3 separate regions of the Homo sapiens genome follow, and regions 2 and 3 are each linked to region 1. The links are chromatin contacts, found by Hi-C or POLR2A ChIA-PET in ENCODE. All regions are on one chromosome and are shown on one strand. Each heading gives the region's core, a stretch centred on a gene start or an enhancer-like site at or near the end of the contact. The rest is flanking DNA. Distances are from core to core; before and after follow the strand shown.

Region 1 (3,914 bases), core at 1,044-3,543:
TTAATGTTAGTTGTCATTATCATCATCATCTATCGGAGTCTCTCATGATTATATTCCAAACCATCTCACCTAGTCAGAATTTGTCATTAAGAAAACTATGGGCTGGGCACGGTGGCCCACGCCTATAATCCCAGCACTTTGGAATGCCAAGGTGGGCAGATCAACTGAGGTCAGGAGTTCGAGGCCAGCCTGACCAACATGGCGAAACCCCAGCTGTACTGAAAATACAAAAATTAGCCGGTAGTGCTGGCGTGTGCCTGTAATCTCAGCTACTCGGGAGACTGAGGCAGGAGAATCGCGTGAACCCAGAAGGGGGAGGCTGCAGTGAGCCAAGATCACACTACTGCACTCCAGCCTGAGTGACAAAGCAAGATTTCATCTCAAAAAAAAAAAAAAAAAAAAGAAAGAAAAGAAAAAAGAAAACTATGGAGCATGACATGGAAGCTGGATAAGAAACTTGTTTGCAAACTCCAAGAAAAACCAGGACCTAAAAGAAGGGAAGAGTGGAATGGAGGGTGAGCAGAGTAGGGGGCCTAAGCTCTCTATATCCACTTTGAACAGATTTCTTCCCCTTTTTTTTGGTTGTTTATATTCCATTTCTAGAAAAGTTTCATTTGGAAAAAGGGTTCTACTGCTTTGCGGGGCAAAAAGGAACCATAGCTAAGCTGCTAACTAGGGTAACATCCTATCCCCTCTGAAATACAATTAAATTCAGCAACGCCATCTGGATTCAGTGGCTGCTGTGTGCAGAGCGCCTGCTGGGCTCCATGGAGAGGGGAAGGAATCAGTGTCTGCATCCAAGTAGTTCACACTGTAACAGGTGACCTATACACACAGACCCCTTGCCAGGCAATGTGCCCTGTAGTATGGCCACACAGAGGAGGAGTCCTGGGGAGGCTCCATGGTGAAGGTGGCTTTTGAAGGACTGGCAGGGTGTCAATAGGCAGAGATGCATGGACACTAAAATCCAGGCAACAGGAACAGCATAGCCACAGGACCGGGCGTCAGTCACATTCTCCCCGCTGGCCGAATGACGCAAATAATGCTCAAATTCCATGCTGCGGTTTGCTTTGACTGGCGGAGGTGGAGGGGCGCGAAAGACGAGCCAGCATGCTGCACAGCAGGTTTAGCCTCCATGCCCGGGGTTTGGAGCAAGAGAGTGAAAACATCAGAGCTATGTCTTCAGAAGGTCTTGTGTTGTGAAACTGACTGGCAAGCTATCACAGGAAGCTAAGCGAGGTGGCAGGCTGCTAGATTAAAATGATCTCTAAACAGAATTCGCTCTCAGAGTTCATTTTCAGCCTACCTCATTAGGGCAGATTTGGTCTTCTCACATTGTTATTGCTGTATCGGAGGAATCTTTCTAAAGAGAAAAGTGACAGCACACATTGCTGCCATTTGAAAGCCAGCATTTTTAAAGGGCGTAATACATAGTGACAGTTTTGATGTATGCCCGTGGGTGTGGGTCCTGATATCTCAACATACTCTGCCTGCATAATTTAAAATGACAGTTTAGCCTGTCAAACTTAAATGTGAGTGAAGTTCCTTGGATATTTATAAAACATCAAAAAGACAGAATGGTGTCAGCAAAAGATGGGTCTTTTTATTACTAAACCACGGGACGATTTTTGGATAATTGCTGGCAACTCACCTAGAAGCTGAACTTCCAGACAAAGTATAAATTTGGTGGTGCCACAGTTTTGAAGATTATTTTCACTCAATGCAATAAAAGGATATTACAGAACTCTAGCACAAATTGTAGTCAAAGATGGAGACGCGTCAATGACCCGTTTGTTTTTAATGTGTTTTAATGTTTTTGTTTTTAATGTATCCATGGTTTCCAGTTCCCCTGAGAAAGTGGAAATTACCCATGCTAATAAAGCAAGCGTTAGTGCGAAGACCTAGCTGATGTTTGGCTGGTTTTTAGCCCGCTAGCCAGTCACCCTTTATAAAGCCTGCCAAGTTTGGAGCGTGGGTAATTTTACACGCGGGTCTCCACAGATCCTGTCTACTTCGGTAGATTTATTACTAGGAAAGTGCGTGGGGGCACTAATTTTTGTGAATTGACTAATGCGTTAGAATTTTAAAAACCGGGTAGAACGCAGCGCAGGAAGCGAGCGTTCCCCGCCGCAGCGCCGGAGCGTCCAGCCAGAATCCCCCTGCATGCGCAGCCCCTGGCGTCTTACGTCCCACAGGCCCCACCCCGGCGCCTTCCGTCCCGCAGGCTCCGCCTTTGGCGCTGGGCTCTGACGTCACCACCTGCGCCGCTCACAGTAGAAACAGGAAGTGGGACCAAAACAAAGGAGCGGCGGCCGGGAGCGGACTTACCTTACCTTCTCTGCCTTCGGCGCGCTTCTCAGCCGGGCCGCCGACCCAAAGGAGCCGTCCGACTATGTCTAACATGGAGAAACACCTGTTCAACCTGAAGTTCGCGGCCAAAGAACTGAGTAGGAGTGCCAAAAAATGCGATAAGGAGGAAAAGGCCGAAAAGGCCAAAATTAAAAAGGCCATTCAGAAGGGCAACATGGAAGTTGCGAGGATACACGCCGAAAATGCCATCCGCCAGAAGAACCAGGCGGTGAATTTCTTGAGAATGAGTGCGCGAGTCGATGCAGTGGCTGCCAGGGTCCAGACGGCGGTGACGATGGGCAAGGTGACCAAGTCGATGGCTGGTGTGGTTAAGTCGATGGATGCGACATTGAAGACCATGAATCTGGAGAAGATTTCTGCTTTGATGGACAAATTCGAGCACCAGTTTGAGACTCTGGACGTCCAGACGCAGCAAATGGAAGACACGATGAGCAGCACGACGACGCTCACCACTCCCCAGAACCAAGTGGATATGCTGCTCCAGGAAATGGCAGATGAGGCGGGCCTCGACCTCAACATGGAGCTGCCGCAGGGCCAGACCGGCTCCGTGGGCACGAGCGTGGCTTCGGCGGAGCAGGATGAACTGTCTCAGAGACTGGCCCGCCTTCGGGATCAAGTGTGACGGCAGAACCCGCTCTGAGGTTTCCTGGCCATAGCCACCCTTTGAAATGCTCTCTGTGTGTTAGAGAGATACTATACCCTAGAAACTCTGAACACGCCAGAATGCTGAAATGCCCTTCTACCTTTGGGTTTACAGCCCCCTCCACATAAATTAAGAAATTCAGTATTTCTGCACTCTTAGCTGGATTCTAAAGTTCTGTATAGCTCGTAATGATGGTATTTTTATAGCAGCCTTTTAACAGAACTAGTTAATTTCGTGTATATGAATCTTTCTCGAAGATCTGGTCAAAACTGTATTCAGTTTCCTGCCCAGAATGATCAGATTGAAGGTGGTTGGTTTTTATTATTATTTAGTGTGATTGATAGTATCTAGAATGGCAGGTGGTGCATAAAAGTTAAAGAGAGGGGAAAGATTACTTAGTTTGGTTATACAGTTATAAACACCATGCAGTGTATTCGGTGGACTGTGCTATTTCTGTTTATCCTTTGGGTTTTGGTTTTTGTTTTTTTTTTTTTTGCCTTCACAGTGAGACTGCAAATGATTGTTCTCATAACGTATATTATTAATAAATGTGGTCCTATAATTTATACTGAAATTACCTTAGGATATTTTTGCATAATACTCTCTTACTGCTTACATTCTATAAATTTTTCACGTGATAATTGTCTTTGCGTAACTGGGAAAAATGCCGAATAACTTCCTTTATTATCTGGAAAAATTAAATTTGTTCATTTATATTTTCTACTTACTAAATTGAGTTTTTAAAAAGACTTAGTGTGACATTTGACAGTGTCTTTCAAACGAACTTCTCTAACAAGTTTATAGTTATTTTCCTGTTTCAACACTATTAGAAGTCTTATAAATTATGCTAATTAGCATGGCAGTCATGTTACACACTCTTAACATTGCCAAAGAACTGTTG
Region 2 (3,914 bases), core at 958-3,457, 1.1 Mb after region 1:
GCTGAGGCATACCACTTTAAGCAGTTGGTAAAAGGGGAGCTGAGAGATGTCTGAACTTAAAACTGGATAGGCCTCACTTCTAATTCCCTGGGAGGCACCCTGGTCATGGGGCCTCTGCAGGCTCTACTCAGTGTCTAAAGAGATTTGGAAATCACAGTGGGAGTTCTGTTCCTCCTTTCCAGTTGGCAAGTGAGGTGAGATACTGAGGTATAAGATAATAGCTAATGTTTGTTGAGTATTTCCATGGGCCATTATTTTTCTAGATACCTTACAGAAGTAGCTTTAAATCCTCACAGTAAGCCTCTGAGGCAAGCGCTTTAATTATCCCCACTTTACAGACAAGGAAACCGGCTGGTTAAAGCTACTTGCCCAAGGCTACACAGTTTGGAAGAGGGAGGTAGAGCCAGGATTCAGATCCAGGCAGCCTGGCGTCAGAGTCCAGGCTCTCCTGCTGCCGAGACTCTGAATCAGAGATCTCTGTTAATAGAGTCCTATCAGGTTACTGAGTGTTGTGGGGAGTGCTGTGGTGACTTGAGGATATTTATGGAGGAAGGACATTTATTAACAAGGATCTGGTGTGAGTGACAGTCCGGAACCTGTAGACACATTTAAGCAGTTCACCTCCAATGTGTGACCGCTTTGTAGAAAAAGAGGTTAAGAGAGGTCAGCTCTAGGGCTGAGCATTTGGCTTACTTTTTTGGGATTCAGAAAATCTTGAGATTTTCTGCATTTATCTTTGCTCACTGAGTGTGGACAAAGGTAGAATAAAGGTAATTACTCTTTGCAAATACCAAGGCTGCAGGGTTCCAAGAAGAGGTGTCGAACTGTGGAGATATCACTGAGTTTGACAATTAGGAGTCTATTCCTGATAAAGTTTTAAGGACCCAGCTAGACACCATGAAATGCGTCAAAATAAGGTGTAAAAAGTGGAAGCCTGGCTTCCTCTATGGAAAAAAAAGTGGAGACCATTAAGGGAAGGAAACAAGAATGGTCATTAGGTGATGAAACAGAATCAAGGAAGGGGTGTGTGTGGGTGTGTGGTTTGAGTGGTGTTTGTGTGTGGAGGGTGTGTGTGGTGTGTGGGTGATGTGTATGTGGGTGTGTGTTGTGTATGGATGTGTGTATACGTGTCACACACGTGTGTGTGGTGCATATGTGGGTGTGTGTGGTTTGTGGTGTGAGTGGTGTGTGTGGTGTATGGGTGTGTGGTGTGTGTGTTTGGGTAGAGAGGTGCTGCATTTTTGTAGGCAGAGAGAAGGAAACCAGTGGAGAGGATATCCAAGAATGACAGGTGAGCCATGTTTGCAGGAGGTAGAAAGTGGTCAAGTAAACAGACGTCTTTCCCCACCAAGTAACCTCAGGTCTAGGGACTTCTAAACTTTGCGTTTTCCCTCTTCTTTCCTCCAAGGTGCGCCGGACATCTTTCAGTAACTTGAACGAAGTTAAGGAGTTAGCTTTGGAAAAGAGGGACTCTTTTCCCTCTGTGACTATATGGAATAAATTTTGAGATAAGGGACCTTACTGAAAAAGACTGAGATACATTTTGAGTGAAAGGCATGGTCTCAGTGAAGTAGTTAAGGGCCTGTGCCGAGCAGATGGCGGTGATGGGTTTTGTGGCCTAAGAAGGATGGAGAAAAGTAGGAAGCAATCGAGACAAAGCCTACTCTGTCACAAAGAGGCGACTAGATGTGGCGAAATGTCATGAAACTTGGATCCCGAGGAATTAGCTGATTGAAGGTGAAACCTGACGCCTTTCAGCGCCTACCAACAGGAAAGGTCTGCATCTGCCCACGGAAGGACGAAACCTATCGGGGGGGATTTGTTGGCGGGGGATACTTCTTTGCGCATAGAGTGACTGGCGGTGCCCTGGAGACCCAAACTGAATAAAGTAAGCATTATTTTCAAATTCGCCAAGACCTTGAAGGCGGCGCCAACGGGAGCCGTCCCCCGGGTCCCACGCAGCGCAGAGCTCCATTTCCTCCTCCGGACTCGCAGGGCGCGCGGCTTCCTCGCTTCAAATCCAGGAACGCGCTGTCCCCACCAATCACCGGGCTTCTTCCCGCCCCATGTCTTCCCGCTGTCCAATCAAAAGCCAGCTCAGTCTCCTCCCCTTGCCTGGTGCCGCGAACAGACGTAAACCAGAGGCGGGCGCGGTACGGCCGTTCCGGGCTCCAGCCGGTGCGGGGGCCACGCGCACGCGCACTTGCAGTGCCCTGGGACACCTCTTCAGTCCGTGGACTTTCCCGCTGCACACTGCCCTCCGAAGTCGGGGACGCGGGCTCGGTGAGGGGGGACGCTGGTGCCTCGGCCTGCGCCTAGGCGGGAGGCAGACGCATGCACCTTTGGCCTACGTTTCGGCTGCCGGACCGACGGGACAGTGACGGTTGGGCCGGGTGGGGGCGCAGGCTGTGGGGCGGCCTCAGGGCGCGAGCAAGGGGACTGCCGCGCTTCCCGCGCCTCTGCGCCTGGCGCAGCCTCTGAGCTGAGCTCCGCCTGGTTGGGATTAATTGCACGCCTCTGTGTCATCGGGCTTTGGCCGGGCGTGATGAGACAGACTGTTAGGGGATCACGTCCTTCTTTCCTCCCCTCTTGTCTGGGGACTTCCACCTCTTGAGGGACAGGCCCTCTCCGTGCTACCCTCTGGAGTTTCTTGCAGTGTGCTTGTGAAGTGACCGGTGATGTTTCCTTTATGTGCCCTGTGATGGGCGGTTCTGTTCCTCCTTTTTGTTTAAAATTCTGACCCAGGAAGTAACCTTGTTAACTTAACTTAATGCCCTTGTCTTCCGTTTACTCACTTGATTTGGTTTCTGCTAGGTTGCGTTCATTTATTCCTAATAGTTTACCTACATTCCTTGCCTATGATTTCATTATCAACAGAACGTGAAATGAGACGAATGTTAATACACTCTACTTTTACTTTGCTGTTACTTTCAGAGTTTGTTTAGTAAAACATGAGGACCTCTTCAAGTCAGTCGTTTGGAGAACAGCTGTTTATATGACCATATTTCCATTTGCTCTTACTATTTTGAGGTCATTCGACTGGCGTTTTTACTGCTCCAAAATCAACTTTTTCTCCAAATTTCAGTTTTCTAGGCAAAAACGGCAAGCCTTGAACAATAATATACCAAATGCCTACCTAGTTTTAAAGTATATCTTAAAGTGCCAAGAGTAAATGATGAGTTTTGGGGAAGTTTGACTCGGCTTTGGGTTCCACGGCGTGTGCTTTTAAATGTGTTTAATTGTATACATAGACCTACGATTAATGACTATAGTCAGTAATCTTTTATGTACCTAGGAATGTAATTAGTGAGTCCAGATGTGAAATTTGAGGTCACTACTTTAAGGAAATAGCAAGAGAAATTGCAAATATAGCCACTCAGTTCAAATAGGATAGAAGAAAAATATTGTCTTCACTTGAGATGATGGAGGAGGGGTGGGTAATGCAATAATGTGAGAAATTAAAGGAAATTTCCTTTAGGAATGTGTTATGTCCATGAATGGTTTACAAGTGTAATCTTTTCTGGAGAAGAGACTAGGTATTAGGTTACATCTTGAGGAATCTTCCCGTGGGTTTTGTTACCTTTGCACCCTTAGCAAAGCTCTGTTGAAGCACTTAACACTATCGTAGTTGACAGGGATTGTCAGCTCCCTGAGGGGAGCTGCCTTATTTATCTTTGCATTCTTGGTGCCAAGTAGAGGGTTCTTCATGGTTTGTGTTTGATAATGAATGTTGCATGAATGACCTTTGCATAATTTCTGAGTTTTCTTTGGATTAGGCCCTTCTAAATAGGGACAACTGTTGAAGAGTTTTCTATAAATTTTAATAGTTTACATGTCTGTATATGAATGAATAACTTAGTAATTACAAGGCTAGACTTGGGGAGGCTAGTTGGGAGACTCGTGTGATAGTTCAG
Region 3 (3,914 bases), core at 1,042-3,541, 1.0 Mb after region 1:
CGAATGAATGAAAATATGGAACTACAATGAGGCCCCAAAAGAATAAGCCCTAGAGTGAGCACCTCGAGGGTAGGAAACTTGCCAGGAGCATTCTCTGCTGAATCCCCAAGGCCAGGAGCAAAAGCTGCAACTCCACTGGGGGTCCGGGCATATTTGTGGAATGGCTGAATGGATGTTCTAAGGCCACAGGAGAACACATAGCTCAAACTTCCTGACTTGCTTTCCATTACTAACTTTCTTGGTTTGTGACCTACTTTTACTGTAACACCAGTGTGCATGCCATGGTTTCTACTGACCAAACTAATGGTCTTGTTTTCAACTAGGAAAAAATAATATGAGCATTGACCAACCAAGGAAACTACAGGATTCCTCGGTAAGAATCTATAGAAGGATTTCCTTATCTTTTTGAAAATGCATGTGAAATCTCCAGTGGATGCGAGTTAAGTTCATTTTTCTGGAAAGAGGAATCACAATTCTCATTGAATTTTCAAGGATATTAATGATACCAAAGAAAATTAAATTTCTTAAACCAAAATGTTAAGCTGAATTAAGTTATATTCACTTTTCTCTTTTCAAATCTATTTCGATATATAACCTATCCCTTAGAGAGACAGCAGCCTCTGCTAAAACAAATGTAACTGGAGAAGATGCAGCTGGCAGGCTCTCTCACATGAAGATTCCTACCAGAATTTGCGTTTCAGATTGTCTATAATTGGAAGAGTCCTTACCAGCATTCTTTAAAACTTAGATCCCTATTCTAACATACTCTGTATCATGGGAATCAGAATATTTATACTTCCCACTAATGTGTTCAAGAAGAAAACGTTACTTTCTGAACACATTTTTCACTGCCATCTAATTAAATGGAAAGGGGAAAAACCCAGGATCATCCATTTACAGGAAAGCCCGTCTTTTACTTTACACAGAGAGAACCAAACATCAGAAGCAGCATTAACTTAACCGTCACCAAATTCAATCTTGGGAATAATACGACAAGGATTAAACGAAGGGGAAAGCAGTTACATCATTTTAAAAGAGATAAAGTTTTGTTTGAATTAAAAGGTAGTCTAGTTGACATAAAAAAAGCGAATCACAGGTGTTTATACTACATATTGCATCTATGTGAGCTGAACAGGCACGATTAGGGCGATAGGCATCGGAACACCGTGCCCCCGGGGAGGGGATGAGGGCACTTTCTCAGGGCAAGGAAAGGCTATTTTGATTTGAGGGGGCTTGCAAGAGGGGATTCATTTGTGACACCCGTCTGGGAGCACACATGAAAGCTGCGTTTCACTGTAGGGAAAGTATACCTCAGTAAGGAAAACTATAAAGAGAATGACACGCTATCACTGGACGAACACAAGCAAAGCCTCTTTCGTTCCGGGAAGGTTCTATGGGGGCCGAACCCACGCTGGGCGCTGCTGGGCCACGGGGGAAAATGAAGACGGAGGGTCCCGAGAGCGCTGCCCTCGCCAGAGGCCACGAGCCACCCCCAACCACCGCGGCTCCGCCAGGAGAGCGAGCTTCGCCTCGCAGAGGGCTGCGGCGGCCGGCCCGGCGCCCAGAGCGGCCTGCTCCCACAGGTCCTGCGCGGGCGCCAGCTGGACCCGGACGCCGCGGCCCGGCTCGCCCGCCCCCGCCCTCACCGCTCCCGGGGACGCCAGCTGCCCACCCGGCCACAAAACACCCGGCCAGAGAAAGAGCTGTCCGCGAGCAAGAACCAAGCACAGCGGCGTGGGAGCTACGGCGAAGCTGCGGCCCGGGGGCGCGCGCCCGAGCGCCCCCACGGCTTTCCCAAGGACCCCCAGACCCGGGCCGCGCAACGCTGGTGGCGCATCCACGCGCTCCCCAAGAAGCCGCTGTGGCACCGCCCTCCAGAACTAACTGCGCTTGCGCTAACCATGAGCTGCTCAGCTCAAGTATGCTTTTTTTTTTTTTTTTTTTAAACCAAAAGGAGCAAGAGAGCGGTCAGCGCAGGCGCGCCCCTGACGCGGACCGCGCCGCCACTTCCGCCCCGAGCGAGAGGCTAGAGGCGAGAGGCGGGGGAGGCGGGAGGGACCCTGCGGACAGGGCACGAGTCCGGGTCTCGGAGGAGGTCGGCGACTGCCGCGTGGGTCCGCGACTCACCAAGTACAGCGGCTGCCAGCGACGCTGAGTATCCAACTCTTCGAACTCCCGCTCGATGGTGGTGGGCATGGCTGCGGGAGCGAGCTGGCGCGAGCAGAGCCTGCGCCGGCGGAGAGGCTCAGGCCCCGCACGATCCGGGGAGAGCGCTGGCGCTGCGGCGCATGCGCGCTGCGCGCCGCGCCCCGCCCCCACGCCAAGCCCTGTCGGCCGTGGGGAAAGTACCTGGAGCGTCGGACGTCAGCGCGCAGACTCGGCGCCCGAGCGCGGCGCGAAGTCGGCGGCGGGGCGGGGCGGGGCGCTCGGGGGGCGGGGCTCGGGGTGCCCAGGTGGGAGGGGGCGGGGCCAGGGGACCACCCGGCGGCCGTGGTCCCTGCGCGCGGCACGAGGTGAGCCGCCCCTTGGGCTTGCGTCTTCCGACAAGAGAGAGGCGGTGGTCCGTGGGTAGCGCGGGGTTACTGGAATGGGACTCCCTGAGGAAGTCCCCTGAGAAGTCGCCGGCACGCTCCGCCTTCCTTCTTGCTTCCCATTTCTCGTTTTCTTCTCAGCCTTCATAGTTTTTTAAAGTGCTGTATTTGAATATTATTTTAAACATCATCTAGGTCAGATTAGCGGCCTGTGACCAACTTGGAAACAAATTCCTCATTCTTTTCTGCCCTGGTGTCAGCTCCTGTAAGCCTGCAGATTTTATGCCAAATAAACCGCTGGAGCAAAAGGAAAGGCAGCCAGCCTCTCCCGGAATTTGGGAGAGGGATACCTTGTTAAGAAAACGTTCTACAACTTACGAATTAGATTTAACTGTAAAAAATAGCACGTCCTCTTTTACCAAACAAACGTACTAGTTAGGGAAATCATCTTGCTTCAGATTTAAGATAGTTCTTTTTTAGTGCTTGTAATATCCTGCTATATAATCTTCATAAGAAACGTGAAGGGTTAGGAAAGGTTTAGCCGTGCTGTCCAGTATTGGGATTTAAATTTTAAATATTAACTTAATTCCTCAGTGGCACCAGCCACATTTCAGGTGTGCCATAACCATGTATGGCTAGTGGCTGCTATGTGGCAAAGTACATATGTAGAACGTTTCTATCATCGAAGACAGTTCTTTTGGACAGAGCCGGCCGAGAGGATTACAATACTTGGGGCAGAAAAGTGTCCTTAATCACATAAAATAATGAAAACCCTAGCCAGAAAAAAAAAAAAAAAAGTTGGCTACGGAAGCTAGAAGAAATCGTATTAACAAAAAAGCAGTCAGCAAGCTTTCTACTTACATAGTATGATTTAGAGATACAGGAAAGCTTCCCCCGAAAGACCCCACAATGTCTAATGGTCCTTGGTTCTGAAATTCTGTCATTGAATCTGATTATTTTGATTAAAGGCATGGTATCTCCCAGAATATCCTGTGAATGTTCGCATTAGTCTGCTCATCAGATTGCTTTCCAACCAAAAAATACTGTGTTCTACAAAGGAGGAGCATCTTTATCTCAAAGCAGCAGTTCTTATCGCCAAGTATTCAGCATCTCTTTGGAATTCATTTGTCAGCCTCTCTGGTTCCGGGAGCTGTATTTGCCTATCTTAGTTTGCTGAGTGCAGCGAAGAATCTAGAACAGTGGTTCTCACACCAGCATCATTTGCATCCAGTGTGAGCTTCTTTGAAATGCAAATTTGAAGGCCTCACCCCAAACTACTGAATCAGAATCTCTGGTGTTGGGGCCCCAGGAGACTACTTAAGCAAGCTCTCCTGGGGATGCCTGTGCCCCCCCAGAGTTTGAGAATGATTGCTCCAGAAGAAT

Evidence for each region. Hi-C counts contacts between places; a loop is a spot of excess contacts on that map. ChIA-PET counts read pairs that join two places held with the same protein, here RNA polymerase II (POLR2A). Pooled maps may share reads with other maps.
Region 2: a loop to region 1 is called in a map of CD8-positive, alpha-beta T cell, with 22 times the contacts of the local background. The contact joins the promoter of CEP192 here to the promoter of CHMP1B in region 1. A Hi-C loop is called at or near these places in 3 of 168 maps with a recorded cell type or tissue (CD4-positive, alpha-beta memory T cell, CD8-positive, alpha-beta T cell and naive thymus-derived CD4-positive, alpha-beta T cell) and 10 of 50 pooled maps. POLR2A ChIA-PET finds 5 or more read pairs at or near these places in 1 of 52 experiments (CD4-positive, alpha-beta T cell).
Region 3: a loop to region 1 is called in a map of B cell, with 23 times the contacts of the local background. The contact joins the promoter of PTPN2 here to the promoter of CHMP1B in region 1. A Hi-C loop is called at or near these places in 3 of 168 maps with a recorded cell type or tissue (B cell, dorsolateral prefrontal cortex and naive thymus-derived CD4-positive, alpha-beta T cell), 1 of 37 single-sample maps with no recorded cell type and 16 of 50 pooled maps. POLR2A ChIA-PET finds 5 or more read pairs at or near these places in 1 of 52 experiments (AG04449).

Annotation. Positions count from the first base shown.
Region 1 is chr18:11,849,120-11,853,033 of GRCh38, forward strand. CHMP1B (charged multivesicular body protein 1B) reads left to right here and starts at 2,294. Exons shown (of 1, transcript NM_020412.5): 1 at 2,294-3,914. The coding sequence starts at 2,393. The coding sequence ends at 2,992. All of the region lies in intron 5 of GNAL (G protein subunit alpha L), which reads left to right. RefSeq lists enhancers at 2,147-2,386, 2,655-2,704 and a silencer at 2,711-3,005.
Region 2 is chr18:12,989,155-12,993,068 of GRCh38, forward strand. It overlaps CEP192 (centrosomal protein 192), which reads left to right and starts at 2,208. Exons shown (of 45, transcript NM_032142.4): 1 at 2,208-2,283. RefSeq lists enhancers at 527-1,139, 1,530-1,909 and a silencer at 2,390-2,469.
Region 3 is chr18:12,881,946-12,885,859 of GRCh38, forward strand. PTPN2 (protein tyrosine phosphatase non-receptor type 2) reads right to left here and starts at 2,292. Exons shown (of 9, transcript NM_002828.4): 1 at 2,128-2,292. The coding sequence starts at 2,196. RefSeq lists silencers at 1,495-1,834, 2,215-2,504, 3,864-3,913.